Regions from separate parts of the Homo sapiens genome. Here region 2 is linked to region 1. The links are chromatin contacts, found by Hi-C in ENCODE. All regions are on one chromosome and are shown on one strand. Each heading gives the region's core, a stretch centred on a gene start or an enhancer-like site at or near the end of the contact. The rest is flanking DNA. Distances are from core to core; before and after follow the strand shown. Region 1 overlaps SCMH1 (Scm polycomb group protein homolog 1). Region 2 has its middle 42 kb from the start of FOXO6-AS1.

The links. A loop is a pair of places that touch in the nucleus more often than their neighbours do. Pooled maps may share reads with other maps.
Region 2: a map of mammary epithelial cell shows a loop between it and region 1 (4-fold over the local background). The contact joins two enhancer-like sites. A Hi-C loop is called at or near these places in 3 of 168 maps with a recorded cell type or tissue (K562, chondrocyte and mammary epithelial cell) and 2 of 50 pooled maps.

Annotation. Positions count from the first base shown.
Region 1 is chr1:41,042,386-41,050,098 of GRCh38, forward strand. It overlaps SCMH1 (Scm polycomb group protein homolog 1), which reads right to left. Exons shown (of 16, transcript NM_001394311.1): 11 at 6,305-6,505; 12 at 4,022-4,213. SLFNL1-AS1 (SLFNL1 antisense RNA 1) reads left to right here. Exons shown (of 4, transcript NR_037868.1): 4 at 730-1,505. Among named protein-coding and RNA genes, the nearest start is that of SLFNL1, 25 kb to the left of the region's middle. Within about 2 kb of position 3,491, at least 20 of the 41 ENCODE cell types and tissues checked have a DNase peak (open chromatin) inside an H3K27ac peak, as active enhancers do; they include mammary epithelial cell, where a contact is called at or near this core.
Region 2 is chr1:41,414,263-41,421,975 of GRCh38, forward strand. No RefSeq gene overlaps it. Among named protein-coding and RNA genes, the nearest start is that of FOXO6-AS1, 42 kb to the left of the region's middle. RefSeq lists a silencer at 4,695-4,989 and an enhancer at 4,695-4,989. Within about 2 kb of position 4,774, at least 16 of the 41 ENCODE cell types and tissues checked have a DNase peak (open chromatin) inside an H3K27ac peak, as active enhancers do; they include mammary epithelial cell, where a contact is called at or near this core.

The DNA.
Region 1 (7,713 bases), core at 2,241-4,740:
TTACAAGCATGCACCACCACGCCCAGCTAATTTTTGTATTATTAGTAGAGACAGGGTTTCACCATGTTAGCCAGGCTGGTCTCGAACTCCCGACCTCAGGTGATCCACTTTTGGCCTCCCAAAGTGCTGGGATTACAGGCATGAGCCACTGTGCCTGGCTGGGCCTCTTTTAGTTTTCACCAGCCTCTTATTTGATCCAGCCACATGCATAGTTCTGAAGAAGAGACTCTGCTCTGACATTGCCTCCCCCAGGAATCCTCCCTTGACTTCTTCTTTTACCATACTCCTTGCTCATCATGCTTTGCTGGGCCAGAGTACCTCTGTGCTCTGCTTTCACCACATACATGTTCACATATCTCTACCTGTCTCAGCTCTTTGAGCACAGGGATGGAGTCTGTCTCACCTCTGTCTCCCTAGAGTCTAGTATAGAATCGGGCACAGAGTAAGTATTTGTAAATATTTGATGACCTAAAGTAAAACAACTGGCCTGGATTATTCAAAATGCCAATGTCACGTCGTGAAAGATAGAAAAAAAAAGGTGGATAACTGTTCTAGATAAAGGAAACTAAAGAGACAGGAGAATTAAATGCAGTGGATGATCCTTTATTGAATCCCGGATTAGGAAACAACAGCTATAAAGGACATTAGTGTGACAACTAGGGGAAATTCTAATATGAACTACATAATAGCTAATAGTATATTAATTAATTTATTATTATTATTTTTCAGACGGAGTCTCACTCTGTTGCTCAGGCTGGAGTGCAGTGGCACAATCTTGGCTCACTGCAACCTCTGCCTCCTGGGTTCAAGCAATTCTCCTGCCTCAGCCTCCCGAGTAGCTGGAATTATAGGTGCACACCACCATGCCCAGCTAATTTTTGTATTTTTGGTACAGATAGGATTTCACCATGTTGGCCCAGCTGGTCTTGAACTCCTGACCTCAAGTGATCTGCCCACCTTGGCATCACACAGTGCCGGGATTACAGGCATGAGCCACCGCACCTGGCCTAGTAGTATTTTATTAATGTTAAATTTCATTAGTTTTTTTTTTTTTTGAGACAGAGTCTCGCTCTGTCGCCCAGGCTGGAGTGCAGTGGCGCAATCGCTGCTCACTGCAAGCTCCGCCTCCCGAGTTCACGCCATTCTCCTGCCTCAGCCTCCTGAGTAGCTGGGACTACAGGTGCCTGCCACCACGCCCGGCTAATTTTTTTTTTTTTTTTTGTATTTTTAGTAGAGATGGGGTTTCACCATGTTAGCCAGGATAGTCTTGATCTCCTGATCTCACGATCCACCCGCCTCAGGCTCTCAAAGTGCTGGGATTACAGGTGTGAGCCACCGCGCCTGGCCTCATTAGTTTTTATTTATGTTAAATTTCTTAATCATAATAATACTATTATGTTCCTTATTCTTAGGAGATAAACACAAAAGTATTTAAGGATAAAATCTCTCATCTGCAGTTAACTCTCAAATGGTTCAGTAAATAAATGAAAAACATTTTAAATATACAGGTATTCAACAAGTATGTATATTTATATGTGTATATATAGTTAGGAGAAACAGACGAAGTAAATACTGCAAAAAGTGGTAAAGATAGGCAAAGAGTTCATGGTTGCTTATTGTTCTATTTTTGTAACTTTTCTGTAGGTTTGAAATTTTTAAAATAAAACATTGGAGAAAAAAGTAGTAGTCTCAACTTAGGTAGGAAAGCTTAATGGGATATGAAATCTCCCTGAGCTTTGGGTGACTACCTGCTATATCGGAAGTGCATGGTCAGTTGGGCCAGGACTCTAAGTGGTAGGGTAGTGTGGAGACAAGGATATAGGAAAGGGGGAGGGCCAGTAAGCACCCAGATAACAGAGGTGGTACCTATGTATGTCTAGCAGAAGCGTGTAGCCAGGCAGAAGGGCAGGAGTCATAAATACCAGATCCAAAGGGCAAAGCAAAAGACAGCTCTTGTACAGATCGAGCTCTTTGGCAGAGGTTTAGGTAAGTAATCAGAAAAACACAGGAAATGATAATATCAGAGGTGGGGCAAAGGGTCAGTAAGGCAGGCAAGCAGGCAGGAAGGCAGGCAGGCAAGCAGGCAGAAAGGATACACTAAGAAGCACAGAGGAATTAGAAGTTTAGGCAAGGCTCTGGCTTGTCTGGGCATAGTTAAAGGCTAATTTCAGGGAAGCAAATAGAAACTAGAGTGAGAGCAGACAAGTTGCTGAGCACCCACGATGAGAAACAGCTTAAGAGCAGAGGAGGACACAAAAAGTGGGCTCAATCTGTCTGAAAATGGGGAAGGGAGAGGTAGCAGCTAATGGCAGAATGTGATACCTTGGTCTTTGTTTCTCTTAGTTGGTGAGGCAAGAAGAGTCTGGCTAAAGTTTGCTTCCTCTTATCTAGTGGCTGAATCAGAGAGATGTAAATTGGGGCAGAATTCCCAGGAAAGGTCATGCCCCGGTCCCAAACCACTTTTGGGACTGCAGGCCCATGAGGTACATCCTTACCAGTCTCTGAATGCTGCTACCAGTATGTTTCTCTCACTTCTTAATGATGGCATTCCATTTAAGAATTCGGAGTTCCTATTTCTTTGAGAAATCTCTTTTTAAACTAGCAGCTACATTCATGGATGTGCTAACCCCCATTCATGCATCCATTCTTTCAGAATCCCAGGTAGGCCTAACTTTCACGTCTGAAATGTAGATCAGAGTTCCTGAATGCCTAACTGGAGGTATTTAAAACTTGCCTTTGTCTGGACCAGCTCTACCATGCCCAGTCCAGACTCCCAGTGCAACATTCTAACTGCAAGTCAGAATGCCTTTTTCTTTTCTCAGAGACTCTGGTACTGAAAGAAAGCAATCTAGCATGGGTTAGGTGAGGAGAAGTTCCCTCCATAGAAAAGGATCAGCCAGGGGATCATAGAAATGGCTGCAGGGATCAGATGGTCTGGCCCCCACAGAGTATTTAAAATTCAGGTATCTTTTTGACCTGCTTGCAAGTCACATAAGCAATACGGATTTGGGTACAGAAGTATCTATGAGGGAAAGGGGGAAGGAGAATGGGGGAACAGTCACTTCCCTGGGCACATTCTCTAGAAGCAGTGCTTTTATCGGAGGTGATTCTGTTAAGACTATGATGAAAAGACACCAGGGAAGGCAGTGTGGGAACAAGACTTGTTTGTGTAGAGGAAGGTCGGAAAAGACACCTTTCAGACCTGTGCCCTCCCATCAACAGACAGCACAGCACTCACACTGGCAGCACCCCTCCCTATTTCTCTGCTCAGGACACAATCTGCAGGGCTTTTTTAAGGGCCTTTCCTCCCTCTCAGTAATGACCTACCTTGCTATGTTTAAGGCTGAGCTTTTCTTCCCTCCCTTGTTCTGTGTCCTGGGTTCCAGATGAGAGACGCAGAGTTCCATTGAATCTTTAATCTCTCTCGGAAGTACTTAGTCACTGATTTGGCCACGTGGCATCTGCTTTCCCATTGTGGGTCTGGTATGTTAACTAAGAAAGTTATTTTCCAGCCGAGTTAGAAATAGCAGGAACTTGAATTGACTTGCTAGACTGGCAGTGCTGGAAGTTAGGGCCATGTGCCAAAGGAAAGAATAGATGGCCAATCACCAGGGAGCAAATTTCTCAATCTGTAGCCTGAGACTAAACCTTCCTGCTGGCAAGGGAGATGTGTGTTAGGCCTTTGCTGCCAGGTTCACACTGGGAGACGTTCTGTGACTTCTTGGTGGCTCCACATGCAGTCTGAAACTCAGAAGGGGAATTGCGAACCACCTTTTATCTAGGGATAAGGATCTAGAAGAAATAGGGGTGATCCTAGAGACAGAAAACAAAATCCTGAAGAAAAAGTAAAGATGAGAGGAGGCTGAGAAGTCTCAGATATGGCAAAGGTAAGGGACAGAAAAGCAGACCTCTAGATAGTAGGTGCCAGGCCAGTAGTTCTGAAGGCTGACCCTGGGCCCCTGCAGGTGCTGCTGCTAGCCCTGTCCCCCACTCTCAGCCCAGGCCCCATCCCAGCTCCTACCTGGTAGGTACCTGTCGTGGCTGTGGCTGTACTCTATGGCAGTGAGTGACAAGTGAGTCTGTGTAAAGGGCTGGTTGCCAAACAGATTGTCACTACGAAGGTTGTGGCAGAGTTTCTCCAGGAAGCGGAGGACGTAGGTGATGCTGTTGACTGCTGGGAGGTTGAGGGTATGCTGTTCCCGGTCAAACACGGCTGTGGAGTGAGTAAACAGGGCCAAGCATGTCAGCCTGGCAGTGGAGTACAGCGCTAGGCAGGACGAGTCCAGCCCACTGCTTGTCTCAGGCTTACCTGGTTACACAAAGGGAATCAGTGCCCCACGTTTCCTCCCTCCCTCCCTTTAACTCCCTCCCTCGAGGGCTTTGATTTTTGCCTCCAACTGTAAAGGGCTTGCAAATATGGGAGTGGCCAGGCCAGGTCTGTTGCACCCTGGGCTCTGGAATGATTTTATTCAACTTGTGAAAACAACTGTGAACATAATTCTCTCTGCTCCATCACTTGGTTGGACCTCCCCCAGGAAATCTGCTCATTTAGGGTGCTATTTTCACAAGAACTGCCCAAGAACAGAGAAGCTTGGCAGAAGAGTAGAATATAGCCATAGCCAGCAATGGTATGGGTACACAATTTCTGATCTACATAAGGGCACTAGAATTTTGGCAACATTTGGAACTGTTTCATGCTTGGTGTTAGTTTACTTCCTATCATCTTTTTCTATAAAAATGTATCAGTATAAACCTTAAAAAGCAAAGACCTGTGTATTTGTCTCTGAGGGCAGCAAGGACATGGGGATTTGGGGAGATAGGTCATTCTCAAGAACCAGTTTTGAGGCAGGAGAAGAACCCCAGAGAGGGTATAGGAGAGCAGCTAAAGAGAGGCAGTAAAGAAGGCCAGGTTCCTACAGACCATTACACAGAAACAAAGAAGAGACCAGGGAGTAGGCTGGGCCTCAGAAGGGACATAAGGCTTAATTTCCCAGGCACTTCCCAGTCTTTTTTTTTTTTTTTTTTTTTTGAGACGGAGTCTTGCTCTGTCACCCAGGCTGGGGTGCAATGGCACGATCTCAGCTCACTGCAACCTCCGCCTCCCAGGTTCAAGCAATTCTCTTGCCTCAGCCTCCCGAGTATCTGGGACTACAGGCGTGCACCACCATGCCTGGCTAATGTTTTGTATTTTTTTTTAGTAGAGACAGGGTTTTGCCATGTTGGCCAGGCTGGTCTTCAACTCCTGACCTCAGGTGATCCGCCCACCTCAGCCTCCCAAAGTGCTGGGATTACAGGTGTGAGCCACCGCACCTGGCCAATTCCTAGTCTTCTATAAAAATTCCCTGCCTGTCTGCTCCATCCTCCTCACAGCCAAGTACTCCCTAGTCTGGGTTCCCACACCACTCTGTATACATTTCCCTATTACAGCACTTCTCACAGTTAGCTATGTATATTCTTTCTTTTTCACTGGTATGGAGCCTAAGCTGTCATCTTCTATTCTCCCCTTCTCCTGACCAGTGTCTGGCAATCACCTGACACATAGTAAGGGTTCAATAAATGTTTGCTAAAATAATACAGTCTGGTTATTTATGGAGTCTTCCATGCCAGCGGGGTTTCCTGAAGCTGGTTATTACAACCTGCTAGGGAGGAGGGGCAGGGGAATATGGAATAGCATCAGTTAAGACTGAAAGGCTCTAGGTCAAGTCTTCATAGGTTTAGTGGCTAAACAGGATTTTGGATTTAGGAAAACTGAAACAGAATCAGGACACAGGAGAAAAAATGAGTATTCTGTGAGAGCAAAAAACACTGTGTCACTGAATCAAACTCTCATAGCAGTAAAGAAAAAGGAAATGACTTTTCCCAACCACCCTGGGATTTAATTCTCTTCTTCTGGGCCTGGTTTAGGACGAGGAAGCTAAGGAATCAAAGGAATGATAGAGGAGTTCAGTGGTTCCTGAAACCAGGTGGGAGGCTGCAACAGTCTGGAGAAACCCTCCTGCTGCCACAACATAGCCCCCTCTGGATTCTTTCTCCTATACTTTCTGTACGGACAGGTCAATCAGGTAGATGGGGGGAATCAGTTTAGAGGCTCACTGAAGCAGAATCTGTGGGTATTCTCCTTGGCAGAGGTATGCATAAGGCTCAGAGGGGCTCTTGGGGGGTTGGAGATGAGGAATGGAATACCTTCACATTTTTCCAGAGCCTGCAGGTATGAAGTGGGAACCAGGATGCCTTACAAGAAATCAACCAGTTGAGAAGGTGGGTCCTTCTGGCTGGGAGGCAATATGAGCCAAAGTGTGCTTACCTGAGATAACCTCACCACCATGGCCTTGCTTGAGGAAGCTGAAGACGGTTTTCTGGTGATAAGCACAGTCGATACAGGCCTGGACAGCCTGCTGCAACACCACAGAGGCACGGGCTGGTCCAAAATGGTCAGGGAGTTGCTGGACCTTCTTCTTATCTAAGTGGGGGCCTGTGCTGCCATTCTTGTTCAAGTAGATACAAACTATGGGAGACAAAGAATCAAAGAAGCTTCAAGAGTCTCTGGGATAGAGAAGTCAGAGAACAGCATCCTATTCCATCTTTTATACCTTGGCCTCTGGTTCCTAACAGAATTCCTAGCAGCTGAGCTGGTGAAATGCTGTGGGAGGTAGAGGGTGGAGGGTCAAGAAAAGGCTGTGCCCAGCTACTGCCAACCCAAACTGCATGATCAAAGTCTGTGGGAAGACTGGAAGAGTGGCCCAGACCAAAGGCCAAGACACAGAGTTTGCACTTTGTCTTCTGTGCACTGAAAAGAAAATCTAGACAATTCCCCTCTTGTACGTACTTCCATTTTTTTGTACTTGGTTGCCTCACATATTCTTTGTACCTCTTACCATATATGTGTAAGGCACTGTGGGGCAATGGCAATATTAGCAAGGGCATATGTGTGTGTGTGTGTGTGTGTATGTATGTCATTGGATTTAGAATAGTTGCACCATTGATCATTTGCCTTGCTTTCTGTTTTGGGCCTTAGGGTCCCTTTGTTATCTTCTACATCAACACTCATGCCCAAAGAATATAATAAAAATTTTAAAAAAAATTGGATTAAAAAAAAAAAAGTTGGGCTGGGCGTGGTGGCTCACGCCTGTAATCCCAGCACTTTGGGAGGCTGAGGCAGGTGGATCACGAGGTCAGGAGTTCGAGATCAGCCTGGTGAAGAGGTGAAACCCCGTCTCTATTAAAAAAAAAAAATAGCCGGGCATGGTGGTGGGCGCCTGTAATCCCAGCTACTCGGGAGGCTGAGGCAGGAGAATCGCTTGAACCTGGAAGGTGGAGCTTGCAGTGAGCCGAGATTGCGCCACTGCACGCCAGCCTGGGGGACAGAGTGAGAATTGGTCTCAAAAAAAAAAAAAAAAATTGGGTGCAGTGGCTCACATCTGTAATCACAGCACTTTGTGAGGCTGAGGCGGAAGGATCACTTAAAGCCAGGAGTTTGAGACCAGCCTGGGCAATACAGTGAGACCACATCTCTACAGAAAATTTGCTAGGTGTGGTGGCATGTGCCTGTGTTCCCAGCTACTTGGGAGGCTGAGGTGGGAGAACTGCTTGAGCCCAGGAGTTCAAGGCTGCAGTGAGCTGTAATCGCGCCACTGCACTCCAGCCTGGATGACAGAGACTCCGTCTTTAAAAAAAAAAAAAGTGAAAAGAGCTTGAGGGTCCCAAGACGGCTAA
Region 2 (7,713 bases), core at 3,524-6,023, 370 kb after region 1:
GGGTGTGCCTGTATGGAGGGATGGAAGGTGAATCCAGGAGACCCCAAAGGGCTGCAGCCCCAGGAGCAGGAGGGGGCTGATGCTGGTAGAAAGAGATATTACACACCTGGCATGGAACTGCTCGGACATATGGTTACCAGTGCCCACCCCCCAGGCTGGCACATCACCTGCCCTCTGCTTCTCTCTCCTTTTAGCTCCCTGGACCCAGTCAGAGAGCTTCTAGCCAAGGGCCTGGTGTCTCATGAAGCGAACGGAGATCAGGCTGGCTGGGTGCCTGGTGCCCCTGAAGGAAGGAGGAAGGGAGCTGGCATCTGTGGAGGACCACTTCTGACCAAGACTGCCTAGTGAATGCTGGCCACTTTCATCTTGTTAAATTTTTAAGTGAAAGGTCAAGGGACTTGCAGGGTTCATGGGGCTGGAGCAGGACAAGGTGGGCCTTGACCTCAGGCATCCATCTCCATATAGCCATGGGCATGGCTGGACAGACATACAGGTTGGAGTGGCCTGGGCACAGCTGCCAACAGCAGCCCCCCCACCCAGCCCCGACTGCCACACTGCATGTGCTGTCCCTGCTGAGGCTGGGGGGAATGAGAAAGTGGAGTGAAGGCATGGAGAGGGCCTGGGTAAGGGGCTCGGGGCTGGACACCCTAGGCATAGCCACAGGTCCTTGAGCTCCAGAGTATCCTGGTGATGCCTGGGGCAGTTCTTGGGTCTCCCCCAAGAGACTGCTCTGGGGCAGGGTGAGCGAAGTCTCCCCCACTGGATGGCATGCTCTGAGGCTTCCTGGAGTTGTCCCCTGTGGCCTGCCAGGGGCCTGGCCGGTGCTGCAGCCTGAGATTTACAAGCCAGCCTGAAGGCGCAAACAATAAATCAAGCTTGAGTCTGGCCGTGGACTTGTCCTCCCACTGCCTTCCAGGCCTCTCACCTGCCATGTCCAAGCCAGGCACTAGAGCTGGGATGGGAGCATCGGGGAGGAGCCCTGGCCCAGCCTCCACCTTCCTGCTTCTCCCTGTGAGACCCTCTCTCTGGGTTTTCCAGGTACTGAGGCCTGGAGGTTAAGGGCTGGGGCTCTTGAAGCTGTCAGCCTGGGTCCAAGCACCAGAGCCCCTCTATTCCTGGTTGGGGAGCTTGTGCAGAGGCATAGCTCTGAGCATCCATTTATGGGGATAATGGTCACACCAGCACCAGGTGCCCTTGTGGGTTTGCTAAGGTGCTTAAAACAGGGCCTGGGAGGTAAGTTGCTCTTACCTGAGTCCCTAAAACAGAACAGAGGGACAAGGGTGTGGCTTTGCCTGTGCCCCAGGGTTTATCCCTCATTGTGTCTGTCCAAGTGCCTTGGGGAGAGGTCAGGGCAGCCCTTTCCCTAGAGGCTGCTGTGAATCACTGGGCTCAAAGCAGGGCCAGGACAGGGCTGACTGGGGAGGTGCTGGGAGGTGCCCCCAGCCACAGCCCTGCAGGCTCAGGGACAGGAACAGTGATAGAAACCAGCCTTTCCTGTCCCCTCTTCCCACTGTGGCTTTTCCTCCTCTGGACAACCCTATGAAGCAGATACTGTCCCTGTTTAAAGATGAGGTTGCTGATCTCATCCTTAGATGAGGGAGAAGAGGAGGTATGTGACTTGCCCAAGGTCACACAGCTCGTAAAAGGCAGGTGGAAATTTGAACCAGCCTCTCTGGGTTTTAGTGTCTCTCAAGAGCACACCAGGCCCAGTGGCTGGGACAGGACAGGACAGGGTGCTGGGAGTTGGTGAGGCCTGGCAAACCACAGGTGCTCACCAAGTATCATTCCCTCTGCCTTCGGAGGCTAGGGAGAGGGATGAAGGGTGCCTCTTCACTGCACAGGGGCCTGTAGGATGCCCAGCAGGGGCCCACCAGGGCTGAGTGGGGCGGGAGCTCAGGGAGGTTGGTGCCCCAGGTGAGTCCCAAGCCCTGCCCTGGAAGAGGCTCAGGAGATAAGCTGGGGCCCTAGGGCCGCATCTCCTAGCAACATGGCCTTGGGGACCCTGCCTGTCTGCCTCAGGTGCCCCAGGGAGCCCAGCTCAACCGCCATCCCCAGGTGTCTGGCTGAGGAACCTGCTGGGTGGGGGCGGAGCAGAGGGCGAGTGCCAAGCCTGGGCTTAGCCCCCAGGACAGGGAAAGAGGGTCCCCTCCTCCAGCCAAGGGTGAAGCTTCTGGGGTGTGGGGGGCTGTGGGGCTGAGAGGGGAGGGGTTTTCCTCTTCCCCTTCCAGCCGTCTCTCTGTGTCTGTCCCCATCTCTCTTCCTAGTGTGCTCCCTGCATCTGGGAGCTCTCCCTTCTCCCTTCCTCTGCCTCCTGCGGCCGCCCTCACTCCCCCACTTCTCCCTCAGGGTTCGGTTTCTCTGTCTGTCCGTCTATCTCTCTTCCTGTCCCACCCGTCTCTTCCGAATGTCTCTCCCACATCTCTCTCGTGCCCCCGCCCTGTTTCCCGTGTTGCTTTGCTCTGCCTCCCTCTGCCCCCCGCCCCCCTGGCTCTCTCCATCCCTTATGCTGAGGCCTCCCCACCCTCACACTTGTGGCTTCCCCTGTCTCCTGCAGCCTTCAGGGAGCCAGGGAGGCAGCGTAGGTGCTGGTACCCCAGCCTCGGTTGGGAGTCATACCACGGATGCTTAGGGGGTGTGCAGGGAAGCCAGCCTGAACAGGAAGACAAAAATTCACTCATGACCTGGGGCTGATCTTGCCTTCTCTTGGGCCTCAGTTTCCCCATCTGTGAAATGGGTCTAATGGCTTTGGTAGGAAGTATCCGTGTTCTCTAGGCTGTTGTGGATCACAGGCTGTGATAGAAATGGACAGAATGTCAGGCTGAGGTGGTGTAGGGCATCTTCTGGAGAAAGGGCTGTGGTGGTGGAAGCCCTTCTGGAGGATGGAGGCTCATCCTTGTCCTTCTGGCCGGCAGGCTTTGGCTGGCACTGCCCTCCTCCCTCAGGAGTGGTCTTCCTGGGGTGAGTCAGGGAGGCCTTGGCGCACTTGGCTGCATCATGGTGCCCTCTGGTGGCATGCGGCAGAAACTGCTGCCACATTTTGCTCTGCCCTCTGGTCCTGGGCGGGTGTGGACTCCAGGGCTTGCTGAGTGACCCTGGGCCCTGGGAATGCCAGTAGGAGCTAAACTCTACTGTGCACTAGGTGAGTGCCAGGCTTCTCTGCACCACAACTGCTTCTGTGCACTCTCCTATTTCGTCTTCACCCTGCCCCACTATTATCCCCATCTTACAGATGGGAAAGTTGAGACCCAGGGTTTTAACCCAGGCAGTTGGCTCCACAGCCAGCACTCTTGACACCACACTTGGAATTCTGCCTCTAAAATGACTCCAGCAGATGCTACAATCCCACTATCAGTGAAGACCCATTCTTTGGGGCTATTTATTTGTCTAACAAATATGTATTTACACTTGCTATTTTCAGAGCCAAAGGAGCTCACAGAATGCACTTAGCCTGATTGTGTCACTTTACAGATGGTGAAACTGAGACCCAGAGAGGGGGAGTGACTGTCCCATGGTCACATGTGTGAGTATGAGGGTGTATGGTAGGACTAATGGATGGCAGTGCGATTGTCAAGCCCAGCATGTGTGAGGCAGTGTGGGACGGGCATAGGAGACAAAACACGATGAGTGCAGTGTTCTGGGGTGAGGGAGGCCACAGTGGGTAGGAGCTAGGGGCCACCCCACCCTAAGTGGGAAGCACCGCTGGAGGAAATGCATGGGGCAAGGGTGGGTGTGAGCTTGGATATGGGCGTGGCTGGGGTCAGTGTCTGAGCTGTGTGAGGGAGAAAGCGGAAGGGAAATGTCTAGGAGCCAGTGGGAGCCACTGGAGGGGGCCACAGTTTCCCAGCACCTGCCTGGTGCCAGGCAATGCAAGGAGTAGGACAGCCTGTCCTCATGGAGCCTGCATTCCAGGGGCTGAAAGCACAGATCACTCCAGAAACAGGCCTCTCACATCCCATCCATGGTGATGGACTCAGAACAGTGTGGGAGGCAAGGCAAGGGGTCTTGATGGGAGCTCCCTGGGGTGAGTGAAACGGTCTAGAGCTTAGCCTGGGGGGTAGTGACCCGGAGGGTTCAGAGGTAGAAATACATCGAGCTGTTCACTTCAAAATAGTGCCCCTTACTGTATGCAAATCTTACCTCAATTAAAAAAGAAGAAAACAAAAAAACCTAGCCTTCTGCTTTGGGTGGGAGGGAAAGTGGGAGTGGCCAGTAATTGTGGCCTGGGTGGAGAGGACCTAGACAGAGAGGTGCTGGCAGAGAATTCTACGGAAAGTTTGCTGGTGGGAGTGAAAGCTGGAACTCGGCTCTAGGTTTCTGAGGAGCCCCAGGGGATGAAGCTGCAAAGATGTGGGGAGGCTCAGGGATCCTGGGGCATCCCATCTCTGGAAGAGCCTCCCCTCTGCAGAAGTGGCAAGAAGCCCTCCGAGAGTGTGGGTCTGGGATGCTTTTTGTCAAATCTGCAGGTGCCTGGGTCCGCAGTCTACTCCTCTGCTGGGGGTGGAGGGGATCCCCTAGATCTACATTTTCACACATTCCCAGGGTAATTTTGACACTGTCAGCTGCACACCAGTATTAGGAAATCACAGCCTGAGGTTCCTTCCAAGCCCTGGCTTCTGTGAATCCAGATTCTGAGATTTCCTGCACTGGAAAGTCATTTTAGCTAGGCCAGCACTGCCACCGCTGGCCATGGCGAGGCTGAGTCCCAGGGAGGGGAAGTGACGTGCCCATGGACTCACAGCCAGCTTGCATCCAGAGCTGTAACCGGAACCCTGCCTAGGCTGCCAGGCCAGGCTCCCAGCCCCGGCCCGGTCAACTTTGTCATGCCCAAGGAATTCCCAGCTGTCAGAGATGGGCGGGGACCGTAGGCAATGGCAGGGAGCCTGGCAGCTGTAGGTGGGCCCCACCCACCCTCCAGGTGCCCCAGGTCTCCCGGGTTGGTTGGGGGCCATCTCAGGCTGTTGGCTGCTCGGGGCTCAGGCCCACCTCCTGCCTCTGTGGCCCCAAATAGAGCTCCTGGGGGCACTTGGCCACCAGGGGAGGAGAGCAGAACCCTGACTCTGTTCCTAGCAGGGGGAGGACCTGTTGAGTCCTGTCATGTGGGAGTGCCACCCCAAACTCCTGCCTGCAGAACCTCATTGGGATGCTGGTGGCACAGGCTGAGCCGGCAAGGTCACTGGAGAACAGAGCGAGGGTGAGGGCGTCCACCGCCAGCCTGGCACTGCCCCCACTGGCGCCTGTTGGGTCTGAACCTCTGCCTAAGGCAGTTGCTTGCACCTGGCCTCACCTCTGCCAGGGCGTCCTCTGCCAATGACAGCCCTCCCTTCTGTTTTCTCTCCTCCTTCCCTTCTCTACCCCTCCCTCTTCCTTTTCTTGCCTACAGGATTGGGGCCCCATCTACTCCTCTTCCATCCTGAGCCCTTTGGAGACAAGCCGACCTGGTTTGAGCCCCAGCTCCTGCTCCTTCTGCTGCTTAGCTCTGTGACCTTTGGCAAGTTGCTAAACCTCTCTGAGTCTCAGTTTACTTATCTGCAGAATGGGGGGTAATAGATCCTATCTCATGAAGGGCTCGTGAGGATCTTTAAACTGTCTAACCTTGGTTGGGCACTTACTCTGTGCCAGGCACTGTGTGTGTGTTTTACCTGAGTTATCATCCTCATTTTATAGACAGGCAAAATGAGGCTCAGAGAGAGGGGGCAGGCTTGTTCCTGGTTGCTCAGCTGTACGTGCAGAGTTGGGCTTTCTGGATCTAAGATCTATGTTCTTCCCTAGGCAGGTTGGCACTGAGGGAGCAGGCAGGGCCATGGGCAGAGCTGTGACCTCACCACATAGGGAGGTGCTGGGCCTGGGTCACATGCGTAGAGAGATTACGATCCTGGGTGTTGTGAGTCAGGTATCGTCTCCATCTGTAGAATGAGGAAAGTTGTAACCATCCCTAGGTGCGATACCTGAGACTGGATCCAGCTTCCTGCAGTCTCCCTTGTCCAAAGCAGGGACTCTTGAGTTCCGTCAGTAGAAGGGGAGCATGACTCTGTCTTATGGAGACAGTCATACATAGCAAATGTTGACTGTAACCACTATCACAAGTCCTGAGATCTTTGCCTGAGGGATGAAAATGGGGGCGCACAGAATTTTAAGTCCTCACTTAAGGACTTGAACTTACCCCTCCTGAGTAGTACATAGTAGCCCCATCTCCAGAGGAAGAAACTGCTGCTCAGAGTGAGGCCCAGCTTTGTCCCAATCACACAGCCCAGTGGTGGGCAAGGTCCTGCCCCCTCCCAGCAGGCCTCAGAGGGAAGGCCAGGCTGGCTCTCTCCCCATCAGCGGCCGCCTTCATTAGCATTCCGAGGTGCACTGCCCAAGTTGCCATTATGTGGTTGGGTAGATTCACATCTGTAGGTTCTAATTCACCCTAATTGACCCTGCAGGGAATCTTCCAAACTCCTGGGTTTTTACAGCTTCTTGGAGTTTTATTTTGGCTTTTGAAAAATAGTGCATTCATGCCAAACACACAGGGCTATAAATCGATGCTGCTCTGATTGATAAAGTATAAAAAGGCCAGCATGCTGCGTGGCCAGGCCCTGGGTTGTCTGTGTATGTGTACATGCATGCATGTATGTATATGTTTGTATATATGTGTGGGTATATATGTGTGTGTCATAGCAACACATAGAAGCTGGCCTTCATTGAGCATTTCTGCGTTGAGCTCTGTGCTAAGCACTTCACAGGCATTAAATACAATCGCCCAGGGTCCAGCTGCTACTAATTGTCTGATCCAGAGCCCAGCTTGGCCAGGAATAAGAAGGTCAGGGCAGAGTCAGTGAGCTCATTTTGGTTGTGGCAAGTCTGAGGTTCTTCTGGGATATTCAGGGGAGGGAGCCTGGTAAGCTCTGAGGCTTACCTGCTATTTCACTTCAAGCAAATCGGTTACCCTCTTTGTGCCTCAGTATCCCTTCTACAAAATGGGGATAATCAATCACAGTACCTACTTCACAGGGTTGTTGTCAGGCTGTCTGCCTCTTGGTCAGGGTGAGAATGGAAAAGCACTCCCTGTATTTAACAACAATGTGTTGAGTGACTCAGTAAGAACCATTTTGGTGGAATACGGGGTGGACAGCAGCAGGCCTGGGAAGCAGACGGCAGGTGCAAGAGTGAGACTGGTCATAAAGGTAACCCTGGAATATGTTTTGCTGGGAAGGGGGAAGAAAGATGGGTCCTGGTTGGAGCCAAGTGTAGGGCTTCAGAAGGGTTTTTTTTTTTTTCTTGTTTGTTTGTTTTTTGAGATGGGGAGTCTTGCTCTGTCGCCCAGGCTGGAGTGCAGTGGTGCCATCTCAGCTCACTGCAACCTCTGCCTCTAGGTTCAAGTGACTCTCCTGCCTCAGCCTCCCAAGTAGCTGGGATTACAGGCACCCGCCACCACGCCCAGCTAATTTTTGTATTTTTAGTAGAGATGAGGTTTCATCATGTCGACCAGGCTGATCTTGATCCCGCCCACCTCGGCCTCCCGAAGTTCTGAGAGTGCCTGAGCCAGGCTGAGGTGCAGTGGTGCCATCTTGGCTCAATGCAGCCTCAATCTCCTGGGCTCAAGCGATCCTCCTGCCTCAGCCTCCTGAGTAGCTGGTACTACAGGCAGCTGGGACTATAGGCATATGCCACCACGCCCGGCTAATGTTTTTGATTTTTAGTAGAGATGAAGTCTCGTTTTGTTGCCCAGGC